Linked DNA regions of Homo sapiens: region 1 is linked to region 2. Evidence: chromatin loops called from intact Hi-C (ENCODE). Cell type or tissue: heart right ventricle. All regions are shown on one strand. Links, peaks and the distances in the headings refer to the core of each region. The heading gives the core; the rest is flanking DNA.

Region 1 (8,483 bases), core at 381-8,380, 180 kb after region 2:
CCATTGCTCTGTCTGCGCTCAGATGTGTCTGTGTCTAGGATCTCTTCAGCCTGGTAGGATTCACCCTAACAGTAATTGTGACATCTCATAGGCAGATAGCATTAGCATGGTCTCTGGTCATAAGAGTGAATTTGGTGACACACAGGAATGCCTGCTCTCCACTTTTGCCTCAGGAAAGGTCTGAGTGCTGATCTTGGCACCCTAGGATCCCTCTGTTGTAAGATCAAGTCTACTAATCTGCCCTTTGCACTCTGGGCATCCTACATCGGGCCCCCATGCAGCAACCCGGGTTCCCAGGGTAAGACTGTGGTGGCTGCAGGGCTCCACAGGTGTCATTTGCCCTACAGCTGGCTGGGGTTCTGTTGAAAGGTTCAGAGGCTTCATGCAGCTGCCTGCTGAAGTCATCCATTCTTGTGTTTTGTTGAGGCTGTGCAGAGGGGCTTCATGTAGTCTTCTCTGCACCCACAGCCACTCCATGTGAGCTGCAGCACTTGTTCTCAAAATGGTCTTTCCAAAGTCTCTGATGTGAGTTGCCTGTAAGAAATTGATAGTAATGTCAATTAATCCCTAGTATATAGTATCTGTCTTTGATATGCTTGTTGTTGCATCACTTAGGTCTTAAAAAAAGAAAATGAAGCTGGGTATGGTGGACTGCACCCATAGTTTTAAGTACTCAGGAGGCTGAGGTGGGAGGATCGCTTGAGCCCAGGAGTTTGAAGCTGCACTGAGCTATGACCACACACTGCACTGTAGCCTTGGAAACAGAGTGAGACCCTATCTGTAAAAAATAAAAACAGGAAAAAGAAAACCCTCTTGTTAGGAAGATTATGTTTTATTTAAGGAGAAGCCCTGGTGCTGAGAATCCCACAGCCTCGTTTTCTGGGCCTATGCTACAGGGTTTTGTGCAACAGGGACTGTGGATCATATTGGTAGAATAACTACTGGCCCTACATAGTCTCTTTTGTCTCTTGTGGTCAGAAGGTTAGAAGGAAGGAGAGATCATCCCTAGCCCTCAGTGTACTCATGGTGGCCAGGTGAGGAGGGCAGATATAGAGTCCCTTTGAGGAGAAGAGGGCCTGCCAGCCCAGGTACAGATGCTTCCCTCAGGGTCCAATCTCCCTGATGTCCCCTGCCATGGCCACACACTGAGCCTTGCTTCTGATCCTTGGAGGCTAGATAGTTCCAGAATGGCCACACGTTGGCGAGGGCTTAGTCAACCAGCTCTGACTGCATCTGCAAGGATGCAGTGGGGAATTCCTGACTGACGGGTCTACCACTGGACATTCTGAGGTTTCTTCCTCCGTGCCACATCCTGGGTCAACCCTGGATTGTCTGATGATATAGTTCTTGATGCTGATAACTGGGGTGCTAGGGTATCTCCTCTGCACACCTTAGTCATGACTCAGGTGGGGCTTGAGCACTTTCTCTACGCACCTTCTCTACAACCCTGGTGGGCTGGGACACTCCCTCTTAATGCCTTAGTCAGTGCCTGGTGGGACCATAGATGTTGCAGGGTGTTTGGAATTTGGACAGAGATCCTGGTGGAAAAGGGACAAGATGAACCATAAAGAGGAGCCAGTGCTTGCTGGGGACAGAAGATGGAGGGTTAGAAATTCAGTCTGTGGAGCAGTCTTGGAGAGAAATTGGCAGGCACCCAGTACCTCCCTTGGTCGAAGGCTGCTCCAGGGTAGTACAGTTCTCTGGCCAGCCGGTCTTGCCAGGCAAGTGCCTGAGCCCTGAGGAAGCAAGAAGGCTCTCTACCTGCAGTCAGAGTCTGCTCTGGGAGAAAGTACACAGTGCGTTGTGATCCCCTTTAATCTCTCTATTTTCTGTTTGTAGAAAGTCCATGAGATGCTGAAGAAGGGGTGGGATGCTGAAGGTTCTCCCTTCCGAGGCCAGCGATTCGACCCTGCCATGTTCAACATCTCCCCGGGGGCTGTGCAGTTTTAATGACCAGAAGGAAAGGAAACCCTCGCCGGTGGGGAGGCAGAGCCTTATCCTCGGCTGCCCTTCTTGGCTCCCTGCATTCCAGGGACTTGCTCGTCTTGTTTACCCCTAGCCATCCTTTCTTTCAAGGGTGAACCAGGCCTTCCACCCTGACCTTGCATCTCCAGACTGTTCCAGAGAAGGTGCGGGGCCAGCTGCTATGTGGTGGCCGCTGTGGCTGACACTGAGTGAAGGTGTTTGAAATGCAGGAGAGGATATCCCAGCAAATTGGGATCACATGCTTTTGTCTCCACAGCAACCAGCCACTGCAGGCAGCATGTCTTTCCTCCCCTGCTCTCTGCTTGCTGTTGTTTTGACGCTATTCTGCTTGCATGTCTTCTGGTTGGGATGTGGAGTTGTTGCTGGACTCTCAGGCGAAGCTGAAGTCATTGAAGTGTGTGAAGCTCTGTGCTTGCATGAGGGCAAGCAAGGAATGGCTGTGCCTGAGGCTGCTCTGGGAAACTCCTTGCCCCTTGACCTCTTTTGAGAGCATTCACGTGGTCTTCTTGCTCATCCCCTTATAAATGTGCTTTGCCTGCCTCAGCCTCATGGTCAGAGCAGTGGAGACTGGAGCCCTGTTTGCACGTTCTAGTTGTTCGGAGAAAGCCTAGGTTCTGGGCTCAGGTCCAGATGCAGCGGGGATTCTGTTCTCTGACTGTGGCGACCTTGCTTTGGTTCTTGTTGAAGTGAACCAAGCCCGGCCACCACGCATGGCATGCTGTGCTTGGCTCCCCATAAGACGTCCTCTTTGGGTGCACGGTGTCAAAGTGTGGGCAGGAGTGGAGAGCTGGTGCCCTCAGGAGGAGACCACAGCATGTCCATCAGCTCAGCAGAGCTCGACAGCCACAAGTCCTGAGAAGCTTTGACCTTGAAGGGCTTCTGGGAGAGGAGGAATTTCTGCATGGGGCGTGAAGGCACACTGTCCCACCACAACTGAACCAGAAGAGAGTGAAGACTCCCCTCTTCCCATCCTCTGTGCCAGGTGCCAGACTGTGCTCCTTGGAACTTATGGCCCAATCTTACCTGTTCTCCAGGGACTGGTCACTGCCTCAGGACCCCCAAGCCTATGCCCTGAGCCATGGCTGCTGACTGACTCCAGCCAAGGTGCAAAGACGAGATTATGAGACAGGTCCTCAGGCCTGTGTTCCAAGTACTCACAGGGGCTCTGGGTGCCCATCGCCGGGAGTATGGTTCAGCTGCCACCGGCACTGTCCATTTGCCTGTCTGTCAAGCTCAGAGCATGGATAAGCCACACAGCAGGGCAGTGCACCCTGGCACCATGCACGGCCAGCAAGAATCAAGGCCCGCAGATGCTAAGAGGGCCTATTGTCAGGGGAAGGTCCCCGCTCCTGCACACTCTCTATGGATACTTGGGTTGTGGGGGCTCTCTTGGAGAGTAAGTTTGTGGTTTGTTTCTGGTTTACAGTGGTGGCTGACACCCCTTGTAAGAAAGCATTCCTGGGAAGTCTTCTGTGGGTCCAAACATGTTGCTCCGATCATCACAGGAGAGCAAAAGGCCCTAGATACCCCCTTTGGAATGTGAGAGTCTTGTTGTCTGATATTTGCCACTGAGCTGGTGAAGCCCCTCTAAAGAGATCTCGACCCTGGGGAGCAGAATTCTTGTCATCTATGAGGGGTCCTGAGAAAGACTTGTCATTTTTTTTCCTGGAGTTCTTCCCATTGAGGTCCTAGGATTTGCACACCACTGTCCCACAAGAGCTTTCCTGCCTAATGAAAGGAGGTCTTGTGGTGTGTGTCTCCTCTCTTCTCTATAGTTCCCGAGTTGGCCCCCATTGCAGCCCCCACCCTGTGGGTAGTCTTCCAGAAGTGATGCAGTGGTGTGAGATGCCCTACACCTTGTTATTTGGGAGACTTTGAGAGTCATTCACTTCCATGGTGACTAGTGTTTGTTTTGCCTGATTTTATATTCTGTGTTGCATTTCTCCCCACTCCCTGCCCTGCTTTAATAAACAGCAAACCAATATCTAGGAAGAATGACTGAGGGATAGTATTGGGTATTGGCCCCATGGCAGGAACAGCCACTTGCATCTGGTCCCGGTGCCACACTGCGGTGCTTGGTGTGGTTGTGGAGCCTGTCCCTGCGCGCCTTGCTCCCGTTGAGCCACGCTGTCTGGTGGGTGATTCTCTGCCCTGAGCCACCACCCTGGACTGGCCCAGTCTCCAGAGCTGGCACACCCTGCCTGTTTTCTCTTTTTAGACACAACAGCCGCAGTTTGGCCAGCCACTAAGTCCCACCAGCTGAGGTCCGAGGAAAGCGGGGTGACTCATTTCCCTTGTCCAGGGCCCGAGGAGAGTGAGGTGTCCAGCCTGCAAAGCTATTCCAGCTCCTTGGTGTTGGTTTGCAATAAATTGGTATTTAAGCAGTTCTGGGTCTGCGTGTGACATTTGCTGCTGAGACAGTTCTGTCTGTGCATGGTCATTATTGTTGCATTCTAGCCTTGAGGTCCCAGGCCAACGTACACAGCAAACACCAGCATGGGGAATTCTTAGGGGTTGTTTCCCATCTGGTCTGAATGCACTGGGCAAGATCTCAATACAGCTTTAGAAATCCTGTAAGATTTTGACCAGTGGGGAGAAAAAGAATGTAGCTATAGATCTTACATCCTTTCAAACAGGTTCTGGAATTCTGTAGTTACTGGAAAGCTTAGGGTGAGTGCAGAGTTGGGAATGATTCCACTGAAGGGCCACCTTTGCCCACCAGGCTCCAAGGCCCTCCTTGGTCTCCAGGTGCATACCTGCTGTTAACTTTGCTGAGCCCTCGCAATGGGCTTCCTCCAGGACATAACGCCGTGTCTGACACAGAAGTCTCCCAGGTGGCTGGCCACCTGCTTCTTCCTCAGTCAGATCTTTGACTCTCCTTCTCTGTGCCCACCCCATCTCCAGCCTCCTCTGACCCTGCTCACCCCTGGGGACAGGACCTAGGGGTGTGAGAAGTACTTGGCTGAATAAAGACTGTTTCAAAGGCAATCCTTAGAATTGCCTAGCATACTCCCAGGGCCAGAAATAACCCGCCAGAAAGGAGAGGCGTATTTGCCCCTGAAGAGTGCAGGAGGGAGAACAGTTGAGAAGTGTTTTGTGTGGAAATGTGTCCAAGAGGCGTCAGCTGCTGCACAGAGAACTCACTGCCCAGAACACTGCGCTTGGGGAACAGACCTCACCCCCACCTCAAATCTGCTCTCCACTGGGCCTGTTGGCAGCCAGCTCAGCTGGGGAAGGGACAGCATGACTCGCTTTGTCGATGAAAAGCACGAAGTTGTCAGCACAGAACCTGGCCAGTCCTTGAGAAACTCCCTCCTTGGTGGTCAGAGGTCAAGCAGCCCATGTGGCCCACGGTCCTGAAGAACTGGGCTATGTCCCTGAGGCTCCTCTCTACCGTCTGACTGTGGGGTCTGGGGAACAGGCATTTAAACCAGGCTGCTGCCCTGGGGAGTGCCCACTGGACGCCAGGGTGCCCCATAGGGACAGGGTCACAAAGCCCTGGGGCTTCCCCTGCCAGTCCTGGTGAGGACAGTGTGGTCACTATCTCAGAGAGACGAAAAATGAATATTCTGTCATTTCAGACTAAACTACTCACCCAGCTCACACTAATATGGATTTGTTAATTTTACCTTTTTTTTTCTTTCCAACTTTAGGTTCAAGGGTTGTTACATGGGTAAATTGGATCATAGGGGTTTGGTGTACAGATAATTTTGTCACCCAGGTAATCAGCATGATACCTGATATGTAGTTTTTCAGTCCTCACCTTCCTCCCACTCGGTTTTATTTTTTAGTACTGAAAGTTTAACAGATTGGTCTTACCTCAGAGGGAGGGAAGAAACCCCCCCATCGCTGGGCTCCTTGGTGTGACAGGGGTCTGGTAGGGGTTTTCAATCCCACCACCCATTCCTCCACACCAAATGCCTGAAGTCCCCACTTTGCACAGGGAGACAGCATCGTGCCAGGGAAGAGAGGTCAGGCCCGGCTACCCCTCACAACTTCCTGCTTCCCCCTCAGAGGGTGATGGGGAGACCAGAGCCCATGGCAGGATGAACTGTCACTGAACCCAGCTGGCACAGGTCTGCCAGAACACTCTGGGGGTATGCGCTGGGCTTTCTGGGTAAACCCCTGGCAAGCTGGCGTTTGCTGTCTTCTCAGTGCTGATGGAGATAGGCACACATGGGGTGTGGGAATGTGGCCACCCTCAGGCAGGTTCACGAGGGTACTGTCAGGCGCTCAGGTGTATGCCGCCTCCTGTCAGGCAGGGCTGAGGCTATTCTCCCTGGAGAAGGACAGCTTAGGAAACACTTGCAGGAAAGCTGCCTGGACCTGGGAGGTGACCCTGGCCAGCCTCCCTGCTGCCTCTCTCAGTCCTAGGCCTTCTTCCCCAGAGCTGGTCAGGGCCTGAGGGACTTTGTAGTCTAACCCCTCATTGTGCTACAATCACAGGAGTAAGTAACACTCCCAAGGCCATGTGGCTGGTGACTCGGGGGGCCCAGGTCCAGGATCCTGCCCCATCTGCAGGCCAGTGGTTCCTTGTCTCCTATTTGCTTCTTGGAGCAGCCTCCTCATAAGCCAACAGCTCCTTCACCTGAGCCCAGTCACTTTGCGCTCCTCCCCAGAACCAAAGAGCAAGACCATCTGCCCCAGGTACAGTCCTGGCCATGCCACACTCTCTGTGGCATCATGACCAAGGTGAGTGGCAGATACTGAAATCATCCAGGGCCACTGCAGGCCCCATTCCCAGTGGACTGTTCATCAAGGGACCCTGTCTCAGGCCATCTCAGCCAACCTTGTTGCCCAGCACAGGTCTGGCACATTGGAGATGATCTGTGTTGGATGGGGAAGGCAGAGGGAGGATCCTCCAGCATTGATCACCCATCAAAACCCTCAACAACCCAGACATTGCCGCTGCACTGACCCCATGCTATGAGGAGGTCACTCAGGCTGTTAGGAGCCTGCTGACTCAGGCATTGGGCTGGGGCCCTGCCTGCCTTGTCTGCCTGCCAGCGGAGCACTGCCCCAAGCCCTTCTTACTGCAGAGACAGGCTCTTGCCTCCCAGTGTGCACTTTGTGCAAGACACAGGCAGGTAAGGGTCTACCAGAGGACAGGAAGTGTTGTTGGGGCACTGTGGGGTTTGGAGGAGGCCCCTCTAGCAGGGAAAGCGAGCCCTAACCTCTGCTGGACTAGGGAGTTTAGGAAGCTGCTCTGGTTCAGGGAACTGGGGATCCAGATAACTGGGGATCAAGGCCATCTTGTGACCCCAGTGGTGGTCCCTAGTGGGACTGCTGAGCTCCAGCCTGAGAGTTCATGAACTCAACAGTGATTGCTTGTGGGTACTAATGACCCAGTGTGTGGAGACCTCATTTACCAGGTGTGCCTAGCCTGCAGGCAAATCCCAAGGCAGTGACCCTTAGGGAAGAGACAGCGTTTGGGGTCATCAAAGGCTGGGAAACCCAGGTACCTGTCAGGGAATGGGCTACAGACTGGAGCTAAGCCTTAAGGTGGGGAAGATTCCAGCACCCCTGAGTGACCACCTCTTTTGGTAATGCAAAGAAGGGATTTTGTGACTCCAGGGTGACATTTCTAAGCTTGGCATCATGCAGGGTGGGCTTGGGCTCAATATGGGTGACTGTTAGTCTAGGGCTGTCTCAATGAGGCTGTCCAGGCAGAAAGGCTTACACACCTGGCAGGCAGAGGGTCTAGAGAGGAAGGGGCAACAGGCCTAAGGAGGGGACAGCCAGGCAAGGAGGTAGAATAGGCCTTGTCTGGACAGTGGTCACCTGTTAGGTCCACAGCTTGTCCTCCCTGGCCTGACCAGCCAGGTGAGGAGAGATCCAAACCATCCACCTGAAAGCATTCAGGGTGCCTGATGACAAGACCCCAGCCACTGTGGGCTCTCATGTCCTGGTAGGAAGGTATACCTAAAGCAGGTGGACCTGGTAGTGGTGGACGCTGTCTGCCTCCCCGGGGCTTGTCTGTTTATGCCAGACCGTTTTCCCATTTGCTTCCACCTCCAGCTCAGAGAGGAATCACCTTCACACCTCTGCTAAAACTAACCCAGCTCTGCACCCACCATTCCCCACTGTGCAACACCTGCTACTGGAGAACCCTGCCCCCTCAAATACACGTCATCCTCAGGGCCCTGCGATGTGCTGTGGTCTCCCTGCCACCATTCAAGGGGCCACAGCCAGGTCCAGCCTGTCTTCCCTGGCACCAGGCTCTATGCAGTGGGGGAAACTCGGGCACCCCTAAACTATTCTCCAGTGTTCTCACCAGAGGTGGTCAGCCATGTGATGGCAAGAGTCACTTCTTAAGCTTTTGCTATCCCCAGAAACTTAAAGCAACACCAACCACACCCAAAAGTCAAGTGATATCCAGACAGCAACAGTAGAGCATTAACTGAGTGCAGGGCCGTGGTGACTCCTCGACACTCCAGGCTCTCCTGCTGGTAACCTCCCATTGGCAGAGCCAGGCACTCAGCAAAGCCCTGGACAGT
Region 2 (8,483 bases), core at 332-8,331:
AGTGGCAGGCACTGTCCCCCTTGAGAGATAAACAAATTGAGGTAATTTGTCCAAAGTTGTGTTTACTGTCTGCCTCATGAGCGTTGAGTGACCTGACAGGCTGCTGTGACAGCTCAGGACAGCACCTGACCCCAGGGTGCTGGGTGGTCCTGGACTGCTCTCTGTGGCCGTCGTCATGGGGGTACCTTGACTCCCAAGGAATACCATGGGGTACTCCTTGGGAGAGGAGAAGAGAGTGGGTGACGGGTTCTTGGGCTTGGGGCCACACAGGCCACCCCCATCCACACACGGGGACAGATGGGTCATCACTGTAAGAGGCCCAGGTGCAGCTAACCTGCATGTTCGGCATCCCAGGAAGGCGGTGGGTCCCCTGCTGCTTTCCCCCAAGGGGGAGGTGCAGGAGGCCTCCAATGAAGACCCTATCCTAAGGCCTCAGCCTGTGGGACCCTCGCTGCTTTCTTCTCCACAGAGAACAGGGGCCCCATTCTGCTCCCCTACCAGTTCCGGATGGAGGAGATCGAGGGCTTCCGCTATCGCTGCAGGGTGAGCTGCTGTGGTGGGGAGGGGAATGAGAGGGGAGGGGCTGTGGCCCAGGGATTGCACCGTCTTGCTGAGCATCCAGGTGTGAAGGGAGGATTTGGGGCAGCCTCACTGTCTTGACCTTCAGTGTCCACCCCCAGGATGCCATGCGCTCAGTGACTAAGCAGGCCATTCGGGAGGCAAGATTGAAGGAGATCAAGGAAGAGCTTCTGCATTCTGAGAAGCTTAAGGTGAGTGGATGGGAGGTGAGAAGGGGATAGATCTTAGACGGCTGCCCTTTTTGGAGACTGGCTGAGCTCCGAGTGGTGAGAAGCAGAGAACTGGGCAGTTTTCTGGCCTTTGGCACGGAAGGGGAGGAAATGGACCCAGAATCATGGAAGGAAGCCAGTCTGTTCTGCTTGGTGGTAAATTGGCACAACCTTATGGTGGACACTGTCCAGCAGAATTACGAGCTCATGTGTCCTTTCATCCGAAATTCCACTTCTGGAACTTAATCCTGGTCACGCTTGTGAATGTGCACAGTCAAGCATGTGCCTGCATTCATCCATCCATGGCATTATCATGGAACCAAAAGATGGAAACAGCCTGGGGCCACCATAGGGGGCTTGCTAGGTAAACTCAGGTGCATTCAGAGCCGAAGGTTACATGGGAAGGAATGAGGTTGGTTGCGTGTCCATATGGAACAGTCTGTAAGATGATGCCCAGCAAAAAGGGGTACAGGGTACTGCCATGTGTGTCATGGAGAAGGGAAAATGGAAACATCCACTCCCGGGAGGTTCTGAGAAATGCACAGAAGCAGCTGCCTCATGCCTTTTGAAACACATGAGTGTGTTATCCTTTGAAAAGCTAGGTCTGTGAAGTCACAGAAGAAAGATGCTCACTCTGTGGCTCTCCCTCTTCCCCCGGCAGACATACTTTGAAGACAACCCTAGGGACCTCCAGCTGCTGCGGCATGACCTACCTTTGCACCCCGCAGTGGTGAAGCCCCACCTGGGCCATGTTCCTGACTACCTGGGTGAGTGTGGCCTGACAGGGCAGGAGGCAGCAGGCTGGGGAAGTGGCATTAATTTCTCCACTGCTGGGTCAGCCCCTGTGCTTGGTGCTGGGGATGCTCAGGCAGAATAGAACCTGGAGACCCTGGCAGCACGCGGGCATGTAAACAGGCACACCCCTGTGTTTCTAAACTTGTTTGCTTGGTCCCACGGGTTAGCTGTTGCTGTCTCCATTTTAGAGATGAGGAAATTGAGGTAGTGCAGGGTGGGTGGCAGACCCAGCATTTCAGGCCAGGTCGTCTCCAGAGCTGGGCCAAATGGCCATCCATGGGTCGAAGGGAGTGAACAGGTTTGGGAGAGAGTCACGGGCAGGAGGCAGAGAGAGCCACCTGTGCTGCAAAAGACTCAAGATTAGCAGCTGCTGAAGAGGCATCTGTGGAGTCTCTGGGTAAGAACAGTCAGCAGGGAGACAGACTCTGTAAGGCCTAAACCGACAAGGTAGCAAGAGAAGAGCCAGTGGTGGTGCGAGGGATGCAGGGGTTGGCAGGCATGAGGTCAGGACCCTGGGATTGGTTTCTGTAGTGCAGCCCAGGCTAGAGCTTTATGTGGCCATTAATACTGGGCACCTCTCCTCATCTTTGGCAGGCTCTGGGTAATGACTTCTTTCAGTGTCTCATAGGAGGTGTTTTTGGTAATGAGTATGTGTGACTTTTATGCCTAAAATGGATTGAAGGAGGAGAGTGGTGGAGAGGAGGCTGTGGGCAGCAAGTGCAGGACCCTTCCCAATGCCACAGGGTCTGCTCAGCCTGGACCTGCAGCCACCCAGCGGGTGTGGTGTTGCTGCTATGGAGGTGACAAAGGGTGGAGATGGAATGTTCCAGGGCAGGAAAAGCCTGGGCACTGGGAAAGGAAGGATCCAGAAGAGATGGGAACATGAAAATGCCAGAGAGAGCGGTGGGGGCCGGGTTCCCATGGGACAGTGAGCTGGAGGAGACCCCAGTCCAGGTCCTGGCCTGAGATGTGAGGAGGGGAGTTGGGAGGGTGGGTAGGGAGGGAGAAGGTAAGGCTAGAACTTTGGCCTCAGGAACCCAGTCTGCTCGTATAGCGGAGTCATTTGCCAAGGTGTGGCCAGGAGGTTTAGAAGGGCCAGGAGAAGGTGGAAAGGTGTCAGGATGTGGGATGTTTGACATTTGAAGGGGAGGGCCCAGGTGTGGTTGGCCTGGGGGAGTCCATGGGGTGGGCGAGGTGAAGATAGAGCCAAGATCAGGTGCAGCTGGGATGCGGGGCCCCCTGTATCGGTAGTAATGGGCCACAGGTGAAGAAACTACCTGTTGACTTTTATTTCAGCTGCATTTTCTTTCTTTAAGGATGTCTGTCTTTTTCTTTCTTGTTACATGTTTGTTGTAACAAATCTAAACAATATAGGAGAGTGATTTAAATAGTGGAAGTCTAAGGTGCTCACATTCTCCTGGCCCTGTGCAGATGTGGTAGTGAATAGATGTATGTCATAGGCTGCCAGTTGGGTCAGAATTGGAGAATTTGCTGCAGAATCAGCGGGAGGGCAGGGATGGGAGCAGTAGCGGTGAGCCCACTGCTCAGGCAAGCATCTCTTCCAGTTCCTCCTGCTCTCCGTGGCCTGGTGCGCCCTCACAAGAAGCGGAAGAAGCTGTCTTCCTCTTGTAGGAAGGCCAAGGTACGGCTCCTGGGGACTGCGGACAGCCCCAGGACTCCTCCCAACCTGCTCTTTTGTCATCACCAGAATGTGGAGGCGCCTTGCCCTAGGGAGGGGAAGAGAGGGTGCCCTAGGGAGGGGAAGAGGGGGCACCCTAGAACCGGGCCCCAAAAATCTGGTGTGGGATAGGGGTACTTTTGCAGCCGCCTGCAGGCCCTGCTTTTCTTTCCCCAGCTGCCTTTCCCCATTTCCTTATCTGCAGCACCTTCTGGTCGTGTTGGCCAGTTGCCGGCACGGCTCCCTTTGTGTCTTTCTCAGTTGGGTGGGTGGGTGGGTGGATTGTCTGTCGGCCTGATTCCCCCAACTAACCTGTGACTTTGCCTCCTTAGAGAGCAAAGTCCCAGAACCCACTGCGCAGCTTCAAGCACAAAGGAAAGAAATTCAGACCCACAGCCAAGCCCTCCTGAGGTTGTTGGGCCTCTCTGGAGCTGAGCACATTGTGGAGCACAGGCTTACACCCTTCGTGGACAGGCGAGGCTCTGGTGCTTACTGCACAGCCTGAACAGACAGTTCTGGGGCCGGCAGTGCTGGGCCCTTTAGCTCCTTGGCACTTCCAAGCTGGCATCTTGCCCCTTGACAACAGAATAAAAATTTTAGCTGCCCCAGTTTGTGCCTCCAGCATATGAAAAGGACTATTTGAATCCCCAAAACATCAGGAGTCGGGAAACTTCGGAAGACAGCTGTGCCTGGCTCTGTGGCTGCATGCAGTGCTTCACTTGGCCAGCAGAGGTCAGCTGTGCCGAGCTGCCCCAGCCATGAGAAGAGAAGCCTGCCCTTGCTGGCAGGTGGCTATGGCCGGCCCAGAGCCTTCCTGCCCAGCTCCTGCAGCCCTGCTGCCTGGGATCAGGCTGGGAGATGGGCCTTCCTGACCGCCAGCCTTCCTCTCCCCGAGCACACGCACATGTAGATTCGGGGGGAAGCTGCCTGCTCTTCCTTAGAGGAGCCGGGGCAGCTATCTGCTGGTCCCTTTCTGAACAACTGTTGATGTGTGAGCTGTGTCTGTGTGTTATGTGCATAAGCGGTGGTGTGACATACACACATGTGTACTGTCCCTTATGCCCTGGCCTGAGCTCTCCAGCTGCCTTCTCAGCCTGAAGGCTGGGCTTCTCTGCTGGCTTGGGGTCCTAGATTGCATGTCACCTGCTTACCAGGCGTCACAAGGCCATGCTGGGGGCATGAGGAGGTTGGGGCAGCAGGAGAGTGGGGAGAAACTAGGAGAGTGCCTGAGTATTTTAGAAAGAACCAAGTTTTTTCTCGGCAAAAGCTTATACAGAGACGAAGGAGTCTGTGTCTTTGGTCATGGTAGGACTGAAGCTAGCAGGACCCGAGATTTGGGGCCTCCATGATCCCTGCTCCTCTTCTGTTAACACCCAAGGATTTCCACGAAGCCAGTGTGTATGATGGGGGCAGGACAGTGGTACTTTCTGGGCAGGTGTGAACTAGAGCTGCTAAGGAGCTGCAGACGATATTCTTGCAGTTTGGTGGTTAGCAGTATTCAGAAGGACAAAGAGTTAATGGAACTGGAGATAAAGAGCAACCATTTGAGCATCTGCTGGGAGACATCTGTCAACTGCACAGACCCTATCAGTGGGCATCGCTGCCACCTCTTGGAAGACAAGACAGGGCAGAGAGTGCCTGCAGTGCTGAGGCCTGGTCCTTGCCCTAGGTTGGCCTTCCCACCTGGCTTCATGGAGTGCTGAGGCTGGTCCTGGGGACAGTGAGTGCTCTGGATGTTTTAGCCAAGCTGTGTTCTAAAGTGATGCACAGTCTGTCTCCACTATGTTTATCTCTCTGACCCTGTCACTTCCAAGCACACCCTACCAAGAGCTTGTATCCCAGAGCCACCCTGATGGAGAGGAGATTGGTTTCCCCAGTGATTTCCTTCTTTGGGGGGTGGGGTAGAGGAACATGGAGCCAGCCTTATGCTGTATTCGTGCCTGGGGATAGCAGGGTCTGGGCCCGGAGCAGAGGAGCTTGGGTAAAGATATGGAGGCTGTTTGTTCAAAGTGTACATTCCTTCCTCCTAACGGCATCCCTGGGGGAAGCTATTTCTATGTTTTAGGTGGGGAAGATGAGGCTTAGAAGTTGCCTGGTGAATGAGGTTCTTTGCAAGATTTGGGTTCTGGCCTGTCCACCCTGGTGGAGTAGCTGGTACCACGGGGGCTTTTGCTGTGGGGTTAGGCACCATGTGGGCGCTCTGGGGCCAGGGCATTGGAAAGAATGGGAGGATTGCTTGAGCCCAGAAGTTCGAGGCTGTATGATCACGCAACTGCACTCCATCCTGGGCAACATACTGAGACACTCTCTCTCTTTTTTTTTGAGACAGAGTCTCACTTTGTTGCCCAGGCTGGAGTGTGGTGGTGCAATCTCAGCTCACTGCAACCTCTGCCTCCTGGGTTCAAGCAATTCTTCCCGCCTCAACCTCCTGAGTAGCTGGGATTACAGGTGGCCGCCACCACGCCTGGCTAAGTTTTTTATATTTTTAGTAGAGACAGAGTTTCACCATGTTGGTCAGGCTGGTCTTGAACTTCTGACCTCAGGTGATCCACCCACCTCGGCCTCCCAAAGTGCTGGGATTACAGGCGTGAGCCACCATGCCTGGCCGTGAGACTCTATCTTTAAAAAATAAAGAACAGGAAGGTCCATCTTCGTGTCCTGAGACTACAGAGAGAAAGTAAGTATAAATGGCTCGTTCAACACCCCACCTGGGAGGCAGGTACCATGTGCCCATTTACGTGTGAACAAACAGGCACTCAGGGTTGGCCTCTTGGACTTAGTCTGGCCAAAGCCTGTGCCCTTTGCACAAATGTGCAAATCAGGACTGGGGCAGGCCTTGGATGAGGGTATGTGTGCTATGGGCAAATGAACCTAGGGCTGTCCAGGGCCAAACAGCACAGAGGGCATGTGGGCCTGGAAGGGAGGAAGGAGGTGTGGCACATGCTGCGTGGAAGCCTAAGGCTTCACTAAACAGCAGAGAAGCTTGGATGGTTTTCAGGCTGGTGACGCCCTGGGCTGAAGCAGGAAGGTCAGGAGAATGCAGTGGCCTCTCCACTCTGGGCTGGCACAGTTTTGCCCACATGTATACCTGAATGGGTGCCTGGCTGTGTGGACTGTGCTATGGTCTGGAATCAGATGGACAAGGCACAGTCTATGAGGCAAGGAGCAGAGATGGTCAGCCAATGCAGACTGCTCAATAGTCATGTTGGGAGTTCAGGGTACTGGAGGGCTATAAGGGGCCCTCACCCAGTTGGAGAGAATGCTGCCTTCCTTGAGAAAGTGAGGTTTATGCTGAGATGGGAAGGGTGGGAGGGAACAGCAATCCTAGCAGGGGAGACAGCATGTGCAAATTCCCTGGGGTGGGAGGGATCCCTGCACATTTGAGGGTGAAAAGACCAGAGGGTTGTTACCAAAATATGCAATGGGGGCTGAAAATTTGATTTTTTAAAAAAATGTAATAGTCACATATTAAAAATTCAAAGGATACAGAAGATGGAGGGTTTTTGAAAACAAGGGCATTCTTTTTTTTTTTCTTTCTTTTTTTTTTTTTTTTTTTTGAGATGGAGTCTTGTTCTGTCACCCAGGCTAGAGTGCAGTGGCGCCATCTCGGCCCAGTACAACCTCCGCCTCCTGGGTTCAAGCGATTCTCCCGCCTCAGCCTCCTGAGTAGCTGGGATTACAGGCACCCACCATCATGCCTGGCTAATTTTTGTATCTTTGTGGAGATGGGATTTCACCATGTTGGCCAGGATGAACTCCTGACCTCGGGTAATCCACCCGCCTCGGCCTCCCAAAGTTCTGGGATTACAGGCGTGAGCCACCACACCCGGCCAACAGCATTCTGATGATATAGCTGGTGATAGCAGATGGGAGGACAGTGGTGTGCCCAGAAACCTCTGGACCTGGAGCACAAAAGGCTCAGGGTGCATTCCCAGCCCAGCGGATTCTCTGCCTGCATCTGCTAAGGATGAATGACTCAGCTTTGGGGGAATTAGTTGTGAGACTTTGGACTTCAGGGGCGGGGCCCCAAGAGGCAATGGTGATAAAGTTGAATTTGAGCAGGGAAGGTGCCCCGTCAGCTGTCATCCTTTTCCCCAGGAACATCATTATGTAAGACTCCTGCCTTGTGGAACAGGCTGTGAGTTGCTGCTCTTCCATTCCTCACAGCCATGTTTACAAGGGTAAGGAAGGGAAGGAGTGGTTCATCATTGCAGAGAGGAAGGTGCCTTGGCCAAGCAGACCTGCTCTGTGCCAGGCATGACACTGGGCAAATGCACAGTATTTAGTTTATTTATCCTGAAATGCTTTCAGAACTCAATGCATCCAGTGTCTTGTTATCCCTCCAGCCTATCCGCAAACCTGCTGAGATGCAGTAGGTTTGGCGTAGAATGCACTGAGGGTATCTGTGGCAACAGTGGGCTAAAGAACAAGGCACATCAAGGGGGTCTTCCGACGAACACCCCAAGGGTTGCCTCCACCACGCAGCATCCTGCTGTGGCTCGCCTCAATGTCCCAGGTGCTCTGTGGGCACAGTGGCCAGGTCAGACCATGATGGCCACTTTCTGACTGTATGGTCTCATACAGGGAAGGCATGTCACTTTTCTTGGCCTTCTCTAGGTTCTCACCTGTAAGTGGGGGTAAAATGTCCCCTCCAAGGGTTCCTGTAGGGGCCGAAGTGGCTCAGGCACCTGGCACGCCTGTTGCAGCCCAGCTCTGTGCTAGCACCTCCCAATGCCTGTTGAATCCACCATTGCCTTCTGGGACGTGTCTCCATACTTCCACGAGAATACGTCTAGGGCACAGCCTGGGGTTCTGCATTTGAGTTCTCACCTCCGTCCCAGGTGAGCCCAAAGGTGCTGGTCTCTAGTCCACATTTGAGAGGCAAGGCTTTAATATCCACCACACACATTTATTTTGCAGATTGGCAAAAGCTTAGATTAACTAGCCAGCCCAATGTCACTTGGCTAAGTGGTAGAGGGGAGGTGCTGTGTCTGTCAGACTCTAGTCTGGAATTGGAGGTGGGATACCTAGGTTCAAGTCCTGGATATGAAACTTCCCTGTCACATCCCTTCTCTGAGCCCAACACTTAATCCGAAAGTCATGGTGACGTGGGAGGCCAGGTAAAGTAGGAGATGTCTAGCTAGATTGGAATTTCAAATAATGAGGAATTTTACAGCATAACCGTGTCCTGTCCAATATTTGGGACATATGCTAAAACAGAT

The links. Peaks named below come from ENCODE experiments on the same cell type or tissue, not always from the same donor. Only the 100,000 strongest peaks of a DNase experiment are listed, where the experiment ranks them.
Region 1: a loop joins it to region 2, with 2.1 times the contacts of the local background. A loop is called at or near these places in 21 of 110 quality-filtered maps.

What each region holds. Positions count from the first base shown.
Region 1 is chr7:44,379,478-44,387,960 of GRCh38, reverse strand. NUDCD3 (NudC domain containing 3) reads left to right here. Exons shown (of 6, transcript NM_015332.4): 6 at 1,840-8,483. The coding sequence ends at 1,950. Among named protein-coding and RNA genes, the nearest start is that of CAMK2B, 58 kb to the right of the region's middle. In heart right ventricle, for the core only: no CTCF peak of the experiment used is centred there; DNase peaks (open chromatin) are centred at 2,730, 4,220, 5,200 and 6,230; H3K27ac peaks cover 2,371 bases.
Region 2 is chr7:44,561,190-44,569,672 of GRCh38, reverse strand. DDX56 (DEAD-box helicase 56) reads left to right here. Exons shown (of 14, transcript NM_019082.4): 10 at 470-543; 11 at 681-770; 12 at 1,450-1,555; 13 at 3,149-3,225; 14 at 3,594-3,869. The coding sequence ends at 3,671. Among named protein-coding and RNA genes, the nearest start is that of DDX56, 8.5 kb to the left of the region's middle. RefSeq lists enhancers at 3,510-4,009, 7,422-8,316 and a silencer at 3,863-4,074. In heart right ventricle, for the core only: a CTCF peak has its summit at 3,980 (motif pointing right); a DNase peak (open chromatin) is centred at 4,032; H3K27ac peaks cover 1,346 bases.